2 separate regions of the Homo sapiens genome follow, and region 1 is linked to region 2. The links are chromatin loops, found by intact Hi-C in ENCODE. Cell type or tissue: breast epithelium. All regions are shown on one strand. Links, peaks and the distances in the headings refer to the core of each region. The heading gives the core; the rest is flanking DNA. Region 1 holds the start of KRTAP4-16 (keratin associated protein 4-16). Region 2 holds the start of KRT40 (keratin 40).

Region 1 (10,025 bases), core at 1,390-9,389, 120 kb after region 2:
TCTTAGCTAGTGGATTACAAATTAATTCGTATTTGGTGCCATGACTGGAAGAAAAAGAAAGCAAGGGAGGGAGTTTAAAATGAACCAGAATGTTCTCACAGAGTCAGCGGGATGGTGATGGGCTCATTGGATACATGAGGTCCACCCTGCTGAATGACATAAATCCCACTCCATGTGTCCTAATATTCAGCACAGAAGAATGGTCTACATTTGTGGACCAGCGGTGAAGGGAGAGATGAGCCAGGGCAGTGGGCTCAGCAGCAAGAGGAGGCGCAGCACACGGGGCGGGGGCAGGTGGAGATGACACAGGCTGGGCGATAGCAAGTGGTGTGGCAGGAGACTCGGCCACAGACTGGACGCAGGCAGCAGCAGGGGCGGCAGCAGCTGGATTCACAGCAAGAGGGGCGGCAGCAGCTGGAGATGCTGCAGCTGGGGCGGCAGCAGTTGGGCTGGCAGCACACAGACTGGCAGCACTGGGGCTTGCAGCAGCTGGACACACAGCAGCTGGGGCGGCAGCAGCTGGAGATGCAGCAGCTAGGGTGGCAGCAGGTGGGCTGGCAGCACACAGACTGGCAGCACTGGGGCTTGCAGCAGCTGGACACACAGCAGCTGGGGCGACAGCAGGTGGGCTGGCAGCACACAGACTGGCAGCACTGGGGTCTGCAGCAGCAGGACACACTGTAGCTGGGGCGGTAGCAGGTGGTCCTGCAGCAGGTGGTCTGACAGCAGCTGGGGCAGCAGCAGGTCTCCTGGCAGAGGTCTTGGCCACAGCCTTGGTCAGAGCACACGGAGCCACAACAGGAGTTGACCATGGTGTCAGAGGGTGAAGGATCTATTTGGGTTTCCAAGAGAGTAAAGTTCTTGAGTTTGGAAGTTTCCTGGGTCCATAGCCCCTTTATACCCGCCTGAAGGCCCGTTGTCACCACGTCATTATTTCCTTGTTATTATTTACCTACTGAAAAAATTAATCATGTAATTACATCATTGTGTGTTTCTAGTTAAATACTCCAAAACAGAGAAAATAACTCATTTCCTTTTCCTGCTGTGCTCCTGTGTTTCCATTGGAAATGCTTGTCATATTTCTTCCTTGGTGGGGGTCACCTTTGTCCCTGGTCTATGCAGTGTCTTTTACAAAGCACTGGTCACAGGACTCTCTGACATTTTGTTTTTAAATATGACTCTCCCTCCTACCTGTAGATTGCTGTCTGCAAATAATGGGGGACGATTTTTATAATGTGAATGTATCTTTCATTGTCAAAGAACGTCCTGGTCAGGTGAAATGTTGGGAAGGAATTAGAAGGAAGGACTCATTTGTGGAAGGATCTCCCATCTGTAATGAGGATGACTCTGATCCCGTGTGTGCATCTCGGATGGTCGGGCAGATGGTCAGATCCCAACAAGTTCTAAACTCTTTGTCAGATCTTATTCCACAGCCTCCAGCAAAAGTACTTACCCATGACTCACTGCCTTTAAAGGGTAAAAACACATTTTGCTGTATTTCTTACAGTATAGGCATTAAGAGTAGGAAGTTTTGATTTATCTTTTTTTTTTTTTTTTTTTCTGACGGAGTCTCCCTCTGTCACCAGGCTGGAGTACAGTGGCATGATCTCGGCTCACTGCAACTTCCACCTCCTGGGTTCAAGCAGTTCCTTTTCCTCAGCCTTCCGAGTAGCTGGGACTACAGGTGTGTGCCACCACACCCAGCTTACTTTTGTATTTTTAGTAGAGACAGGGTTTCACCATGTTGGCCAAGATGGTATTGATCTCTTGACCTCATGATCCACCCGCCTTTGCTTCCCAAAGTGTTGGGATTGCAGGCGTGAGCCCCCAACACCCAGCCTGATTAATCTTTGATCATCAAAATTGCGTGATGCATTTTTCATTTACAAAAGCATTTGTTATATATGAAGAATATTTAGAATTATTAAGCCTTCAATAACATGCATCCAAGATGTTCTATTGGGTACTCTGGGTGTAGAACAGATAAACCCTCATCTTTTTCTTGCAGGTACTTGCATAAGACACATGGATAGGAAACAGTTTGGCAGAAATGAAAAGAATTACAATTATTTTCATTAAACAACTAAAATAAAAAATGTATAATATGTGGATAAGTTCCATACACCCTCATGGTATGTATATTACTTGTGAAGTATTGACTATGTAGCAGGCATTGTACCAAATATCTTACATTTGTTTCATTTTCACACTTTAATACAACCTTATGAACTAGTTTATATTCTTATTAGTCTTTTAGGGGAATACTCAAAAGAAGCATTAAAAACTTAAAACAAACAAACAACTTGTCCAAGGTTAAAGAGAAAGTAAGCCTAATATGTCTTAGTGTAGCCAAGAAAGCCCTAAAGAATACAATTTGCTAAGCTTGCTGAAACTGCTTCATCTTCTTGGAATGTTTCATCTTTTTTTGTCCACTCTGCAAACTCCTACTCATGTGTCAAGACCCAGTTAAAATATTTCCTCCTCAATAATATCTTTCCTGCTAAGCTACCCCATTCATGTATCATGATTTCCTGCCTTGTGCTCATAATTTGTTACATTCTCCTGTATCATAGTCATTTACTTCTGTCATTCCACCACGTGCAATGCAAATACCCTGAAGGCATGGGCTATGGCATTTATTCTTGTTACCATGATACTCAGCACAGAGAACACTGGTGGTAAATGTTTGTTGAGTGAAGGAAGGCTTTTGATGACATAGAGGCATGTAAGGTCCTTTAAAAATGTATATATCTTTTGACTTCTGGATAAAAGAGAGGAAAACATTCCAAACAAAGAGATCATAATTTCATTTCAGGAAGACTAAACTAATTTACGTGGTAGGTAACATGTCATCTGATAAATAACATATGTGGAAAGTTGTGGAAGTTAAGATTCAATTTATAGAATGAGACTTGTTTATAGATAACCAGGAATACAGTGTTGAACGTGCATGCCTATATTCACACAGTAAAAAGACAGGAAGGAAGTAAACGCCAGATGGTAGCACTGGTTCTCCTTCACCTCCTGACTCCCTCGTTTTACTCTTGTCGATTGAAATAACTATTATTTCCAGTTTCGTATCAGTCAGCCAAAAATGTTTGTTGATCATCTGTTGTCTTAACTTAAATTCTACCCAATGCAAACCTTGAGAAAAATACCTGGGTGCACATAATTTATTTGGGGGATGATCCCAGGAAGCACAAGTGAGGAAATGGCGAAAGTAAGACAGAAAAGGTAGAAAATCCCAACAGTGTTTGTGTTAATGGTAGGACCCCCACTGTGGGCATCTGGGGATGAACCCCGGGGACAGGCCTGAGGCTGGAGGCACTTGGCCACCATGATTGCACACCTACAAAATCCTGGAGAGTCAGCTGGGTATTAGTATGAATCATGAGATCAGATAAAATATGAACTTATACTAATCTATAGACTTTTTATACACTAGCAATAATTGTCTCTAAAATTTAATGGAGAAAAATCACACTGGGGCCTGTCGTGGGGTGGGGGGAGGAGGGAGGGATAGCATTAGGAGAAACACCTAATGTAAATGACGAGTTAATGGGTGCAGCACACCAACATGGCACATGTATACATATGTAACAAACCTGCACATTGTGCACATGTACCCTAGGACTTTAAGAATAATTTTAAAAAAGAACAATGTGCTCACAATTCTCAAGAGTAAATAGAAAAATATGTAAATAAATCTGCCAAGCCTATGTGAAGGAAAGTGTTAATATTTCCTGAAGGACATAAAATAACGTTTGAATAAATGTCAGAACAAGAGATGTGCAACGAAAGCCAAGTTTTCAAATAAATACATACATGTGTTATGCATGCATTTAATGAGGATGTATCTCAATTTGTAACATTAGGTATTGAATGGGATTGGCAAAGACCGTGATGGGAAACTTACCTTTGGTTGCATTCTTTTGTATTGTCTAAATGTTTAAAGAGCATATATTTGTGTATAAATGATATAAAAATCCTTAGAAAATAATAAATTTGATTTATATAAAATTCATAATTTTTTCTACAGATTCTGTTAAGTATGTTTTCTGCTATTATGTTTACATTCTTATTTCTTTCAGGAACTAAAATATTAAAAGTACATTTCAGTCAGTCATTTGAGCTCTCAAATTAGCTATCATGAATTTCAAATTGTTTTGGGGGACAGGCTGGGTTCCCCAGGAAGCAGACACTGAGATGGAGAGCAATATGCAGGAGGTTTATTGAAGCATGCTCTTGGGATTAACACTGGGGAAATGAGGGGAGGGGAGGGGAGGGGAGGGGAGGGGAGGGGAAAGTGAAGGGAGAGAAGGGGAAGGGGAAGGGGAGGGGATTAACACTGGGGAGAGGAGGGGAGGGGAAGGGCGGGGAGGGGAGGGGAGGGCAAGGGAAAGGAAGAAAGGGAGGGGAACGGGTGGGGAAGGGAAGGGGAGGGGAAGGGGAGGGGAGGCACAGCACAAGGGGTGGGGGCAGGTGGAGATGACACAGGTTGGGTGATAGCAAGTGACGTGGCAGGAGACTCGACCACAGACTGGACGCAGGCAGCAGCAGGGGCAGCAGCAGCTCGATTCACAGCAAGAGGGGCAGCAGCTGCTGGAGATGCAGCAGCTGGGGTGGCAGCAGGTGGGCTGGAAGCACACGGAATGGCAGCACTGGGGTCTGCAGCAGCTGGACACACAGCAGCTGGGGTGGCAGCAGGTCGTCCTGCAGCAGGTGGTCTGACAGCAGCTGGGGCGGCAGCAGGTGGGCTGGCAGCACACGGAATGGCAGCACTGGGGTCTGCAGCAGCTGGACACAGAGCAGCTGTGGGAGCAGGAGGTGGTTCTGCAGCAGGTGGTCTGACAACAGCTGGGGTGACAGCAGTTGGGTGGGCTGGCAGCACACAGACTGGAAGCACTGGGGCTGCATGGCATCTTTGAACTGCACATAGTAAAATGCAAGAGGAAAGAAATGATTTAAAGGTGGAATTCATAATTAAAAGGGAAACAGAACATAAAGATGTGGAAAATGTGGAGACTGACCATATAAAGAATGAAAAAGCATGCAAGATTGTGGCCAAGTAATGCTTTGTTACAAGGATTGATATGAATAGAAGGAAGCTAGGTGCTGTTCATCAAATCAGTGGGAGAATGGCTCTGAAGGCATTTCAAAGATCTTTGAAGCTGTCCCTCCCATCACAGGCTCCAAATGAGAGAATCTTAAGGTCAGAAAGGGTTTGGTACTCTCCACATTCTAGCACAGTGCCCCTTTGCTGCTCCAGTTGTGGCTCAAGTGGGTTTAGATGAGACTTGCGCTGCTGCTGCAGAGGCCACAAACTGTGAGCCTTGGTGGTGTTCATGTAGTACTGACTGTAGATACACAGACTGCAGGAGTTGTGGGGCAATGGTGGTCCACCTAGGTTTGAAAGGATGTTTCTGACAGCCTGCCTTAGGGGTGTAGCCACAGCAGAGAGGTCCTCCTAGGGCCATGCTCAGGAAAACGGGGGGTCAGAGCAGCCACTGAGACCCTAGAACTGTAGAACTATCAGCCTGCAATACTAGCCTGAGAGAGCTGCAGCAGAGACTCCAATCAGATAGCTGCTGTATGGGCTGAGCCCAGCAAAGCCATGGGGCAGGGCTATCTGAGGGCATTTGGGGCCTAACACCAAGGCCCCAGGCAGCCCTTCCCCATGTCGGGCACATCCAGGAGACAGCACATGGAGTCGAAGTTTATTCTCCAGTCTTAAGATTTAATGCTGTCTTCCCTGTTGGACTCACCTGGGGCCAGTTACCCTTTTTTCTTTCCTGTTGCTGCCTTTTGGAATGGGCCTGTCTATCCTATGCCTCTCCCACCATTGGATTTTGGAACTAGATAACTTCTTTAATAGGTTCACATATGGAGGAGAATTTGCCTCAGGATAAGTCCTGTGTTGAGTCTTATTCATATCAGAGTCACATGAGACTCTTAGATTTACATTTTGACTTTTAAGTTGGTGCTGGAACAAGTTAATACTTTGGGACTATTGGAATAAAATGAATATATTTTGTGTACGAGAAGGACATGGATTTGGGGGACCAAGGGTGGAATGCAATGGTTTGAATGTGTCCCTCAAAGTTCATGTGTTGGAAACTTGATCCTCAATGCCGCAGTGTTGGGAGGTTGGGCCTAACAGGAGATGTTTGGGTCATGGTGACACCACCCTCATGAGTGGATTAATGCTGTTATCACAAAAGAGGGTTCCTTATAAAAGGATGAGTTTGACTCCCTCTTTCTCTGTCTCACCCTCTCTTTTTCCTTCCACAGTGGGAAGACACGGTATTCCTGGTTATCTATAACCAAGTCTCATTCTATAAACAGAATCCTAACTTCCACAACTTTCCACATATGTTATTTATCAGGGGACATGTTACTTACCATAGAAATAAGTGTAGTTTTCCTGAAATGAAACTCTGATCCCCTTGTTTGGAATGTTTTCCTCTCTTTTATCCAGAAGTCAAAAGATATATACACTTTTAAAGGACCTTACATGCTTCTATGTCATCAAAAAGCCTTCATTCACTCAAGAAACATTTATCACCAGTGTTCTCTGTCCTGAGTATCATGGTAACAAAAAGAAACATCATAGCCCATGCATTCAGGGTATTTGCACTGTATATGGGGGAATGAAAGAAGTAAATGTCTATGATACAGTAGAATGTATCAAATTATGAGCACAAGACAGGAAATAATAATAGATGAATGGGGTAGCTTATTAGGAAATATATTATTGAGAAGGAAATATTTTAACTGGGTTTTGACACATGAGTAGGAGTTTGCAGAGTGGACAAAAAAAGATGAAACATTCCAAGAAGATGAAGCAGTCTCAGCAAGCTTAGCAAATTGTATTCTTTATCGCTTTCTTGGCTACACTAAGACATATTAGGCTTACTTTCTCTTTAATCTTGGACAAGTATTTTGTTTGTTTGTTTTAGCTTTTTAATGCTTCTTTTGAGTATTCTGCTAAAAGAGTAATAAGAATGTACCTACTTTTTAAGGTTGTATTAAAGAGTGAAAATGAAAAAGATATTTAGCACAATGTCTGGTACATAGTCAATACTTCACAAGTAATATATATATACACTGAGGGTGTGTGGAAATTATCCACATACTATACATTTTTATTTTAGTTGTTTAATGAACATAATTGTAATTCTTTTCATTTTTGCCAAATTCTGTTTCTTATGCATGTGTCTTATACAAGTACCTGCAGGAAAATGAGGAGGGTTTATCTGTTCTATACCCAGAGTACCCAATAGAATGTCTTGGATGCATATTATTGAAGGCTTAATAATTCTAAATATTGTTTACATATAACAAATGCTTTTGTCAATGAAAATCCATCATGCAGTTTTGATGATCAAAGGTAAATCAAAACTTCCTACTCCAAATGCCTATACTGTAAGACATACAGAAAAATGTGTTTTTACTCATTAAAGGCAATGAGTCATGGCTAAGTACTTTCACTTGGAGTGGTGGAATGAGATCTGACACAGAGTTTATAACTTCCTTGAGATCTGACCATCTCCCCAACTATTCAAGAAGCATACACGGAATCAGAGTCATCTTCATTATAGATGGGACATCCTTCTCCCGAATGAGTCCTTCCTTCTAATTCCTTTCCAACATTTCATCTGACCAGGACATTATTTGACAACAAAAGACACATTCACATTATAAAAATTGTCCCCCATGATTTGCAGAGAGCAATCTACAGGTAGGGGGGAGAATCACATTTAGAAATAAAGTGTCAGAGTCATGTGACCAGTGCTTTGTAAAAGACACTGCAGAGACCAGGGACAAAGGTGACCCCCACTAAGGAAGAAATATGACAAGTGTTTCCAATAGAAACACAGGAGCACAGCAGGAAAAGGAAATGGGTTATTTTCTCTCTTTTGGAGTATTTAAGTAGAAGCACACAATTATGTAATTACATGATTAAGTTTTCCACGAGGTAAATAATAAGGAAATAATGACGTGGTGGCAATGGGCCTTCAGCAGGGTATAAAGGTGGCTATGGACCCAGAAGACTTCCAAACCCAAGAACTTCACTCTCTTGGAAGCCCACCCAGATCCTCCCCGTTCTGACACCATGGTCAGCTCCTGTTGTGGCTCCGTGTGCTCTGACCAGGGCTGCGGCCAAGACCTCTGTCAGGAGACCTGCTGCCGCCCCAGCTGCTGTGAGACCACCTGCTGCAGGACCACCTGCTGCCGCCCCAGCTGTTGTGTATCCAGCTGCTGCAGGCCCCAGTGCTGCCAGTCTGTGTGCTGCCAACCCACTTGTTCCCGCCCCAGCTGCTGTCAGACCACCTGTTGCAGGACCACCTGCTACCGCCCCAGCTGTTGTGTGTCCAGCTGCTGCAGGCCCCAGTGCTGCCAGCCTGCGTGCTGCCAACCCACTTGCTGTCGCCCCAGCTGCTGTGAGACGACCTGCTGCCACCCTAGGTGCTGCATCTCCAGCTGCTGTCGCCCCAGCTGCTGTGTGTCCAGCTGCTGCAAGCCCCAGTGCTGCCAGTCTGTGTGCTGCCAGCCCAACTGCTGCCGCCCCAGCTGCAGCATCTCCAGCTGCTGCCGCCCCTCTTGCTGTGAATCCAGCTGCTGCCGCCCCTGCTGCTGCGTGCGTCCAGTCTGTGGCCGAGTCTCCTGCCACACCACTTGCTATCGCCCAACCTGTGTCATCTCCAGCTGCCCCCGCCCCTTGTGCTGTGCCTCCTCTTGCTGCTGAGCCCACTGCCCTGGCTTATCTCCCCCTTCACCACTGGCCCACAGATGTAGACCCTTCTACTGTGCTGACCATTAGGATACAGGAAGTGGGGTTGATGTCATTCAATAGAATGGAACTCATGTTTCCAATGAGCCCATCACCATTTCACTGACTCTTTGAGAACATTCTGATTCATTTTAAACTCCCTCCCTTGCTTTCTTTTTCTTCCGGTGGTGGCACCAAATGTGAATTAATTTGTAATCCACTAGCTAGAAATTATTCCAATCCTCTAATTTCCTCATTTTCTTTATCACTTTGAGGTACAGATCTTCTTCTCAGTGAGGCAGACATTATCTGCAGGACCAGTTTTGTCACTGAGGTTGCACCCTCAGATCCAGCCGCCCAGTTATATTCTGTGTTTCTCCTAGTGTGAATTTCTTATGCTTTGTTGCATCTCTGCTTTTTAATAAAATTTCTGTACATAAGAATTCATTGGTATCATTCTCTATTGCTTTCATAATTATTTTACTGATTCCCTGACAATTATATTTTACACAAAGACGCAGGAAAAGCAACCCGTGTTGAAATCACTTTGAAAATACATGCTATATCGAATATAGATAATTTACGGTATTGGAATAGAAGTGCTGTGTGTATATGTGTGTGTATGTGTGTGTGTGTGTGTGCACATGTGTCTTAATATCCTAAATTAAGACAGTTTTAATTCATACCTTAGCTCTTGAAACACATTTTATCTTTAACACATTATATCTCATAATACTATCGTCCCTGTTTTGACAAAAAAGATAAAACCAAATTTCTGAAAATTAGACACCAATGAAAGAAGGGAAATCTTCTATAAAGAATTTCATGTACTGAATTCATTTTACTCAATAACAACATTTTGGAATTTATAATCAAAAAGTGGGCTTTATTTCCCAGTGAGTTCTGCTGAGACAAAAAAGCATATTGAGCTGTAGTTCATCTGGATAGCATGGTATATTGCTGACTGTGGTCTCTACGGGTTTACATTATAATTTAAACAACTCCACACTTAACATTTTAATATATATAAACCCAGAAAGGATGAAAATTTCAAGGCTCGCTTTTCTTTTTAAGAATTATTTTATTGGAATTAGTTCAGTCTTGAGTAGGTCGCAGCTGGGGTGCATATCCTAATTAGAATTTCCAAGAGAGGTGCCTTCATTTGAATCTGAAAGAATATGGTAAGTGACTATAACTTGGCATTCTAGTAGGAGCACCTGCTCTTGATGTTTTTACTTTTATTTGACTATTA
Region 2 (9,848 bases), core at 1,849-9,848:
CATGCTTGAGGGGATGGACACCCCATTCTCCATGTGATTATTACACATTGCATGCCTGTGTCAAATCATCTCATGTACCCCATAAATATATACATCTATGTACCCAGAAAAATAACAAATAAAAAGTTAAAAACCCTTGTCAGTTAATTCTAACGTCTTTTTCCTCTTGATGTTTGAATTTGTTGATCATCTTTTTTCCTGTAAGTTGAGATTTTATGATCCTTGGTATAAAGAGCAATTGTTGATTGAAACCTGGACATTGGGGCATTATGTTATGAGATTCAGGATACTGTTTAATCTTATGTTCTAGCAGGTCTCCTCTGACACTGTTTTGGCAGGGGAAGGGGGACACTGCTTCATTCCTACCAGGTGGGAGTAGAAATACAGGTTCTCTCCACTTTGCCCCTATTGACACCCAAGGGGAGAGCCCCCCTCATCACTGCTGGGAGGGAGGATTTTAGACTCCTTACCTGGCCTCTGCTGATACCACCCTGGCCAGGAGGGGCAGGAATATCTTGTTATTGCTCCCATGCAGCTTCCACTGACACTGCATGGGGGTGGCCTTGGTACTGCTGGAGGAGGGAAAGAGTTCTGACTGTCCAGTAGGACTCTTGTGACACTAACCCCAGAGGAGAAAAGAAGAGCCTCACTGCAGCCTGTAGAGTTAAGTCCAGGCTTCCCGTGTGGTCTCCACTGATACCATGATGGTGGGACAGGGAGTGCTTCCATGTCTCATAGTAGGAATGAAAGTCCTGGATCTCTCACTTAGCCTTCCCTGATTCCACCCCAGTGGTGAAGTTTGAGTGCCTTATTACAGCCTGGGAAGGATAGAAGTCTGGACTCCCCACCTGGCCTTTCCTTGTGTGGATATGGGTGGGTGAAATGATATTTTCTGTGGTGTTTGGCTGAGTTGAGTGGTTATTGTCTAAAGGTTTTCCGCCTTTCTAGGCTGCCTCTTTTCTGGTTCTTTAAGCAGAGCAAGCTCTTTCTGTTTGTTTGTTTGTTTGTTTTGTCTGCACCTGTTGGTGTTTCTGGTTGTTGGTTTCTCCAGCTCCCCCTCTGGGATATATGAGATAAAAAGCTAATCCAGGGAGCTCACCACAGTGTCACTCCTGGAGTCTCAACATCTTTAGGTGGTTTGGCTTCTTCTTCTACCTTTCAGAGTCCTCTTATGTTTATTTGATATGTAATTTCCAGGGTTTTTAGGAGGAGGAATATGGAAATATACATCATTCTGGAAGTTCTCTACCTTGTTTTTTAAATATATGAGAATAATTATTCTTATAACCTAAATGTCCAATAACAGATCAATGTACCTTATGGTACATTATGCAACCAGTAAAATGATGGCTACAGGCTGGGTGCAGTGGCTCACACCTGTAATCCCAGCACTTTGGGAGGCTGAAGCTGGTGGATCACAAGGTCAAGAGATTGAGACCATCCTGGCTAACACGGTGAAACCCTGTCTCTACTAAAAAAAAAAAAAAATTAGCCTGGTGTGGTGGCAGACACCTGTAGTCCCAGCTACTTGGGAGGCTGAGGCAGGAGAATCGCTTGAACCCAGGAGGCAGAGGTTGCAGTGAGCCCAGATAGTGTGACTACACTCCAGCCTGGGTGACACAGCAAGACTCTGTCTCAAAAAAAAAATAAAAAATAAAAAAAGTGATGGCTACAATACAATCTTATGTTTTTATTAGAATTAAAAATGCTTAGATGACATAAATGAAAGAAAGTTTACACAAGTGTGTGCATATGTTAGTATGATTATAGCTGTGTGGAAAAATCTATTATAAGAAAGAAAACTGGAAGAAAGTACCCCAAAATATTGACTATGGCTGTTTGGAAGATGAAATCATAAGTGACCTTTTCCCTTTTAATGAGCCAAATTTAAAAAAAGAGAATCTAGTACTTTTATAATCAAAAAATACATTTTATCATATTTTATTCCTAATATTTTTCCTCAGAAAGATACACACAACTATTTTCTAAGATATATGACATTTCTCATGGGTTCATTAATTTATTTGTATTTGAGGAGTTAAAAAATATTTTCAGCCTGGGTTTATGTACATTGAAACTATGGTTATGGGTTTAGATGATTTCCTTGCCATAAAATGAATATTCTATCAACAGTAATCAGCCATAGAGCTATATTTACCACGCTAAAGGAATAAAACACGTTTTATTTGGAGATGAGCAAGAATGCTTTATGGGCTTCCAGTATACCACAAATAAGCCGGAAGGAGAGGAAATAGTAAAGCAGAAAGACTGAGGATACCTGGAGGGCAATTCCAGGATATGAGAGCCTCCTGGATTTGTGCTTCCGGTTTGGATGTCCCTGGTTGAAGCCCCATCTCCTTTCTAGGATGCTGCTGGCTTTGATTCCTCTACCTGCTGTCCTTAACATTCACAAGCAGCAGTTTTCAACAGTGCAGATGACATAGGCTGAGCATGGCTCACAAGTGTTGCTCGAGGTGCATGTGGTCGAACATGGGCTACAGGAAAGCCTGGGGAAAAATCGATTTTCAACCAAGATTAACAAGGGAATGTTGATAAAATGGCAACTCAGAAAAACCGTGTCAAAATTTGCCCTACAAATTATGTTCTGAAAAAAACTCTGCACAATAGCATTGACTGAAGCCTGTTTCTTCTCTGCACCCAGAATTGCCACTTCATGTTCACTGTAGCAGTGGCAGTTGAATAGTATTTTATATTTTTTCTTGATTTTGCAAATGTTATCTTAGGCCTATTCCTGATTTTCCTTTAGTGGAAAACAGGAACAAAGGGAGATGCCAGCATGAAATGTTACACTAATAATTAATCTGCCTTTAGAATATTTTAAAAATATCTCTAGTGTCATGTTCTTAACCTCAGCCACTTTTCAGCACTTTTTTAAGAAGATCCCTAAACACACTGGGGAGGTCTGAACTTGTCCAGACTTTGGGGAAACAGGATTCTTTTACATCAGCCTCTTTGTGACTCTGGGGGATTTCATGAGTAACTGTGGAACTTGCCTGCTGTCCTCGCTGTCCAGCAGGCCCCAGTACGTGTTGATCTCACCCTCCAGCCGGGCCTTCACGTCCAGGAGCACCTGGTACTCCTGGTTCTGTCGCTCCAGGTCGCAGCGGATCTCGGCCAGCTGGTTCTCCAGGTTATCGATCAGACACTGAATTTGGGCCAGCTGGGAGCTGTACTGGGCCTCGGTTTCTGCCACGGTGCATTCCAGAGATTCTGTCTGCGGGAGGAAACATTGTCCAAAGGACCATGAAGTGCAGTCTCTCGGGCCAGAGTGCCTACTTTCAAATTCCTGCTTACCCTTTTCTAGCTATGTGACCACTGGCAAATTATTTAGCTTCTGTGAGTCTCAGTTTTATTCTCTGTATAGTGGAGAATACAAAGTATCTGTTTCATTAGACGGTTGTGAAGATTAAGAGTTAATATGCGGGCTGGGCGCGGTGGCTCAGGCCTGTAATCCCAGCACTTTGGGAGGCCGAGGCGGGCGGATCACAAGGTCAGAAGATCGAGACCATCCTGGCTAACACGGTGAAACCCCGTCTCTACTAAAAATATAAAAAATTAGCTGGGTACGGTGGTGGACGCCTGTAGTCCCAGCTACTCAGGAGAATGGTGTGAACCCGGGAGGCAAAGCTTGCAGTAAGTCAAGATCATGCCATTGCACTCCAGCCTGGGCGACAGAGGGAGACTCCGTCCAAAAAAAAAAAAAAAGAGTTAATGTGCGTAAAGCATTTAGAACAGTGCCAGCCATACTGCCACTGTTCTACGTGTCAACTATCACTACCACCACTATGACTACAGCAATACATGACATATTTGTGAAGCTTAAGGACTATCCACAACATATGAGAGGAAAGATTGAGTTTGGGCTCTTGGCAGGGAGGGGTAGTATAGTGCTATTAAGAGAAGAGGCTCTGGATACCAGAGGCTGGGACTGGCATATGTGTGGTAAGGGGATGAAGAGAGGTTGGTTAATGGGTGCAAACATACAGTTAGACAGAAAGAATATGTTTTCATGTTGGACAGCAGAGAAGTGTGACTACAGTTAACAACAATACACTGTGCATTTCAAAATAGCTAGATGGGAGGACTTGAAATGCTCCCAACACATAGAAATGATAAATACTTGAGGTGATGGATGCTCTAAATATCCTGACTTGATCATTACACATTCTATGCATGTAACAAAATATCACATCTACGTAAAAAAAATTTACGCATATTATATATCAATAAAAATAAATTTAAAAAGAGAGAGAGAAGAGACTCTGGGATTCAACTGGCTGAACTCAGCTTCCAAGTTTGCCTCTTAGAATTGCATCCTTTGCAAGTTACTTAATCTGAGTCTCAGTTTTCCTTATCTGTGTCATGGGATAAAGGTATCTATCCGGTAAAGTTACTGTGAGCCTTAAATCAGCATAGTGCCTCTCACAGGATGAATGCTCAGCTATTGTTCTTCTAGGTGTTCTCCGCAGGGCCTAATGACATGCACACAGTGGTGCTTGACCAGAACTGGTTCATGTCATCTTGAACGCATGGTGTTCCTGTTGCTTGAGTGGGGGGTGGTGCAGTGAAGGATAAGGTTGAAGTGTAGATCCTGGGAAACTGTAGGATGAAATGTTTGAAAATGATTCTTTGTTTTAGATATAACAGTGAGCCTGGAAAACTGGCCTGAATCAAATGAGAATTAAAACCTGCCAGAATGCTTAAGCGACCATGGCCCGGAGGTTTCTCTCCAGCTCTGCTTCTCCCTCCCTGTCTCTGGAGGCTGCTGCAGCATCAGACTCAAGCCCAGGAGTGAAGGTAAGGCATCTTAGAGGACAAGCTGTGGACCTGTCACTTCTGCTTCTATTAATAGCTGGGTAAACGGCAGTACTCGGGAAAGGCAAGGAAATGTGATCCTCGGATATGGAAGAGGGCTTAACATCTCAGGGCCTGACTTATCAGTGACACAACGGACACTGCCTTTGCCTCACGCACCAGGCTTTGCTGTGCTTGGAGCTCAATTTCCAGAGCACTGGCTGTGCGTTTCAGTTCCAAGATCTCCATCTGGCAGCCCTGCAGCTGCTCCGCGCTGGACAGTTGCTGCTGATTCAGCTCTTCTGTCTGAAACACAGACACCATTAGAGAATTCAAAAAAGGCAGAAGTCTGTAAGCCTGACATTTTTTCAATCTGGGTACTGACCTGAACAGCCAACCATTCTTCAGCTTCTCTGCGATTGTTGGCAAGCACCGTTTCACACTGACAGCGCATCTCATCCAGGACCCTGTTGAGGTCAAGGGTGGGGGCAGTGTCCAGCTCCACACTGAGGCGGTCGCCAAGCTGTTCACGAAGCAAGTTGACTTCCTGAAAGTGGGATGGTGTAAAGAATGTCACAGAATGGTGGGGAAAAATCCATTTGACATCCAATGGCATTCTACTTCTGTTTTTTGGAGCAGTGGGTAAAAGTGTGAGATTTTGATTCAGATTGCCTGGGCTGAATCTCTTTTCACCACTTAGAAGGGCCTCAGTTTCTTCGTCTGTAAAATGGACATAATAATTGGACATTTTTCCAGAAAGTTATTGTGAGATCTAGAAGAGTCAATCTACACATAATTAACTTATAAAAGTTAATTATGACACATAGTAAGGTGTCAATAAATGTTAGCTATGATTGTCATCAACAAACGTTCAAAGAGCAAATGTACTTTGTTACATCATTCAGCTTTTCATTTTCTAGCTTTATCAATATATCAGTGGCTGTATATTTTATGATTTTTAGAAGTTTATAAATGCGGAATATTTAAAAACACTGGTCCAGATAGTGCACAGTCTTTATCCCTTTTTTGAAATGGACTTCACAGTCTGTTCCTCAGCCTGATTTTCATACCCTGTGGACTGGAGCTAGGGGTGGCATAAAGCCTCCAAAGGAAGCCATTTGTGAAGTTACCTCCTCCACAAAGGCAAGGGCAGGAGAAGAGTTTGATTCCTTCCTCTGGCGCTGTCTAGGGGTTATTTCACACCTTAAATCAGAGACACACTGGAATGATCAGGTTGAATAGTAATAATGCCTCGAGTAGTTTTTGTTTGTTTGTTTGTTTGTTTGTTTTTTGAGATGGAGTCTCGCCCTGTCACCCAGGCTGGAGTGCAGTGGTAAGATCTCGGCTCACTGCAACCTCCGCCTCCTGAGTTCAAGTGATTCTCCTGCCTCAGCCTCCCGAGTAGCTAGGACTACAGGCGCCTGCCACCATGCCCAGCTAATTTTTGTATTTTTAGTAGAGATGAGGTTTCATCATATTGGTCAGGCTGGTCTCGAACTCCTGACCTTGTGATCCTCCTGCCTCAGCCTCCCAAAGTGCTTGGATTACAGGTGTGAGCCACCATGCCTGGCCCTGCCTCAAGTAGTTTTATTCCAGCTTAAACAACATCTGCCCAAATTCGATTTACAAACATCAACAGATCATCTGTCAATGTAAGTACGTTACTCTCGGAGTCCTTCAGCGGAGTTGCCACTTTCCTTACCTCTTCATGGTTTTTCTTAAGGCAAAGGAGATCTTCCTTCAGAGACTCCACATGGGCCTCCAGATCAGATTTGCACAGGGTCAGTTCCTCCAGGATCCCATGCAGGCTGCTGATGTCAGCCTCTAACAGCTGGCGAAGGGACAGTTCACTCTCGTACCTTTCACAGCAAAAGAGAAATCCAACGCTTACTTTGCTGAACGCTGTGCAAAGTGTGGGGATACATGGAGGATCGACACACGGACTTCAGGAAGCCATGTGCATAATTTCTCTTAATTCCTAAGTAATGATAAATTCAAGCTTTTAAAACATTCTTAACTTTAAAATATTATATAGAGAATATTTGTGTGTGTGTGTGTGTGTGAGAGAGAGAGATTGAGAGAGAGAGAGCCATAAGTTATTTTCAAATTAAAATTAAAGCCGGGCGTGGTGGCTCATGCCTGTAATCCCAGCACTTTGGGAGGCCAAGGCGGGCAGATCACCTGAGGTCAGGAGTTCGAGACCAACCTGGCCCACATGGTGAAACCCTGTCTCTACTAAAAATACAAAAATTAGCTAGGTGTGGCGGTGCACGCCTGCCTGTAATCCCGGCTACTCAGGAGGCTGAGGCAGGAGAACCACTTGAACCCAGGAGGCAGAGGTTGCAGTGAGCTGAGATAGCACCATTGAGCTCTAGCCTGGGTGACAAGAGTGAAACTCCATCTCAAAATAAATAAATAAAATAAAATTAAATTAAACTTACTTTGACTTAAAGTCATCAGTGGCCAGTTTGCAGTTGTCAAGCTGTACAGCAAGTCTAGAATTCTCTGCTTTCGTGCATAAGATCTGGGAAGCAAGTCATTATGTGATAAATGATTCTTTGAGAGAAACCTAAGTAAACTTCTATCCAACAGCTATGCCATTAGCTATCTTTTGAAAGTCTTTATAAGAAAGTATAAAATCACCCTCAGCCTGCTTTTTTTTATTAACCTTGTCACTTCATGAAGAAAAAAAGCAGAGCCAATTTAGAAACAAAATAATGAAATAAAAAGGTTTAGTTTTTTAATAACATAAGACATTTTGCAACATTCTCAGGCAGTTGAACACCATTAATGTTTTCTCCATCAGTAGTTTGTATTATGAGTATATCCTCTCCCATAATAATAGAAATTCATGGAGAGAAGAAAATGATTACTAGGTAGTTAAAAAGATGGCATTTCATGATCTGTGTTCAGATAATGTAAATGTTCAGTGTCACGTACAAAAGCGATTTTGGATATAATACAGTTTTTCTGCATTCTATAGATGATGAAGGAAAAGTCTACAGGCAAGTTACTTTATTATAGTCACTCAGTAATCAGGGGTAGCTCTGGGGCTGATGCTGAGGTTTTCTGACTTTCAGTCCGGTGCTCTCCCCTATGTATCACTAACTCTTAGAATTTTCCTTTCCCTTGGTTTCCTTCTGTAAAACAGCCCCTTCTAGTAGAAAGATAAAGCAAACCATAGATCAGGAAGGTGGAGCACTAGGGCAACAGGACACAGACCTTTTGTTGGAGATCTTCAATGGTGTTGAAGTAACGCTGATAATCCGGGCACACCATTGGGATATCCTGTTCACATTGTTCTTGGATCCTGGATTCCAGCTCTGCGTTGGTCTCCTCCAGGCTGCGCACCTTCTCCAGATAGCTGGCGAGTCTGTCATTCAGGAACTGCATCGTCTCCTTCTCATTGCTAGTGAACACCCCATCCTCACACCAGGCACAGTTCCCCACCAAGCAGGGACTATTACAACTCCCAGTAAAGTAGCATGGCAGGAGGCAACCAGTCAGCCCGCGAGACCTGGATAGGAAGCTTGGAGTCTGACATCGGGATGTAGCACAGGTACCGGGGAGACAAGCTGTTTCCACGGAGCAGCTTGAGGCAGGTGCACAACCGGAAGCCGTGCCACAGGACTCAGGAGAGCAGTGTGTGGAGGAGCAGTCAGAAGTCATCCTTCCAGAAGCAAAGACAGAGACTGGCTGCAAAACTTCAGTTGCCTTGACTCCAAAACTCTCCTCTCCTGAGAGTTTTATAACCCCCCAAAATGGGTGTTTACAGACTGCACCGGATGTTTTCTTTATCACTGATGGTGCCAGTTTTCGTACAAACATCTCATTAGAGTTGTTTATTTACTGAGGAAGAGTTTTATGCCTCATAAAATAGGGATAACTTTAGGTTACCAAAGCAGGACCCACACCATTTCCATGTGCAAGACAAAACACTTATTTCAGAAAATCGTCATAGGAAGCATTGTGCTTTTGACAGAATAATAAAAGAAAGAGAAAATTTGGCCAATGAATAATTATAGATACAACTCATTACAAATCAGGAAAATAATATGTCCACAGATTTTGATTCTGTGGATTGATTGCTTGTGTCCCCTTTTAAAATTAGTATTACAGCTCACAAAATGACAATTATTTGTTTGTGCCACCACCATAAAAATGGTCAGTGTGATTAGTAATCTTTCAATGCTTTTTGTGATCTCAGAGCATGTGCTGATAAAGACTGGAGGAGTGAGCTATATATTGGGTTTAAAGTGTGTGTGTGTGTGCAAACCATGTCTACCTGCGTACAAATGGAAAAGTCACTTTACATAACTGATAGGAATAACTTGTTTTTCTGCAGGCTAAAATATAAATTGGTTAGAGCTGGAATTATGATCTTTGATTTCCTGAAACTTGCCTTCTCCACATTTCTCATTGCTTATTGTTAGATAAGTTATACTATTTTACCTGTATTCCTAATAAGAGTGAAATATAAATTCTAAGTTATAACCTTTTAGTCCCTTGGGAATTCCTTAATGATTATACTTCAGAGTAGGGGCAAGGAACCCACAGGAATCTTTTCTTCTGAGATGTAGAGCCTGTTTTCTCCTATTTATTTATTTATGAAGGCCTGAATTTCATGAAAATTGAAAATACTGGAACTTGGAAAATAAAATTCTATTTAGGTTCCAAATCAGTAATTCCACTGGATGAAATCTCTGGTGCCAAATCTGACAGACAGGAACTTGAGATACGTAATTTTTTTGAATTATCTCTTGGATTTCACCTCCATTGTGAAGGATAATCTATTTCACTTTGCTTGGTTTTAGTCGTTACATTTATTTCATTTTCAAAGGTGCATAGAGAAAATTGTCTCTAGAATTTTTAAGAACATTATAGGAAAAAAACAGATTAATCTGAAAAAGTTAAAAAATTTTTGATCCAGAATAAACTTATTTTTTCTCCTAATCTTGAGTGCTACTTCCTAGGTACCTGATAGTAGAAACCAAACCAAACCAAACCAGAAGAACATATGTAAGTGAGTTAAA

What was found. Peaks named below come from ENCODE experiments on the same cell type or tissue, not always from the same donor. Only the 100,000 strongest peaks of a DNase experiment are listed, where the experiment ranks them.
Region 1: it touches region 2 in a loop (11-fold over the local background); 1 of 110 quality-filtered maps calls a loop at or near these places.

Annotation. Positions count from the first base shown.
Region 1 is chr17:41,097,273-41,107,297 of GRCh38, forward strand. It overlaps KRTAP4-16 (keratin associated protein 4-16), which reads right to left and starts at 4,937. Exons shown (of 1, transcript NM_001396067.1): 1 at 4,230-4,937. The coding sequence starts at 4,937. The coding sequence ends at 4,230. KRTAP4-9 (keratin associated protein 4-9) reads left to right here and starts at 8,117. Exons shown (of 1, transcript NM_001146041.1): 1 at 8,117-9,216. The coding sequence starts at 8,117. The coding sequence ends at 8,749. It overlaps KRTAP4-8 (keratin associated protein 4-8), which reads right to left and starts at 870. Exons shown (of 1, transcript NM_031960.3): 1 at 1-870. The coding sequence starts at 812. The coding sequence ends at 255. In breast epithelium, for the core only: no CTCF peak of the experiment used is centred there; no DNase peak of the experiment used is centred there.
Region 2 is chr17:40,975,790-40,985,637 of GRCh38, forward strand. It overlaps KRT40 (keratin 40), which reads right to left and starts at 8,537. Exons shown (of 7, transcript NM_001389244.1): 1 at 8,038-8,537; 2 at 7,257-7,339; 3 at 6,518-6,674; 4 at 5,201-5,362; 5 at 4,996-5,121; 6 at 3,015-3,235; 7 at 1,926-2,507. The coding sequence starts at 8,484. The coding sequence ends at 2,408. LOC107985072 (a long non-coding RNA gene) reads left to right here. Exons shown (of 4, transcript XR_001752886.2): 3 at 4,660-4,818; 4 at 6,539-8,068. RefSeq lists an enhancer at 4,217-4,818. In breast epithelium, for the core only: no CTCF peak of the experiment used is centred there; a DNase peak (open chromatin) is centred at 3,150; H3K4me3 peaks cover 420 bases; H3K27ac peaks cover 1,609 bases.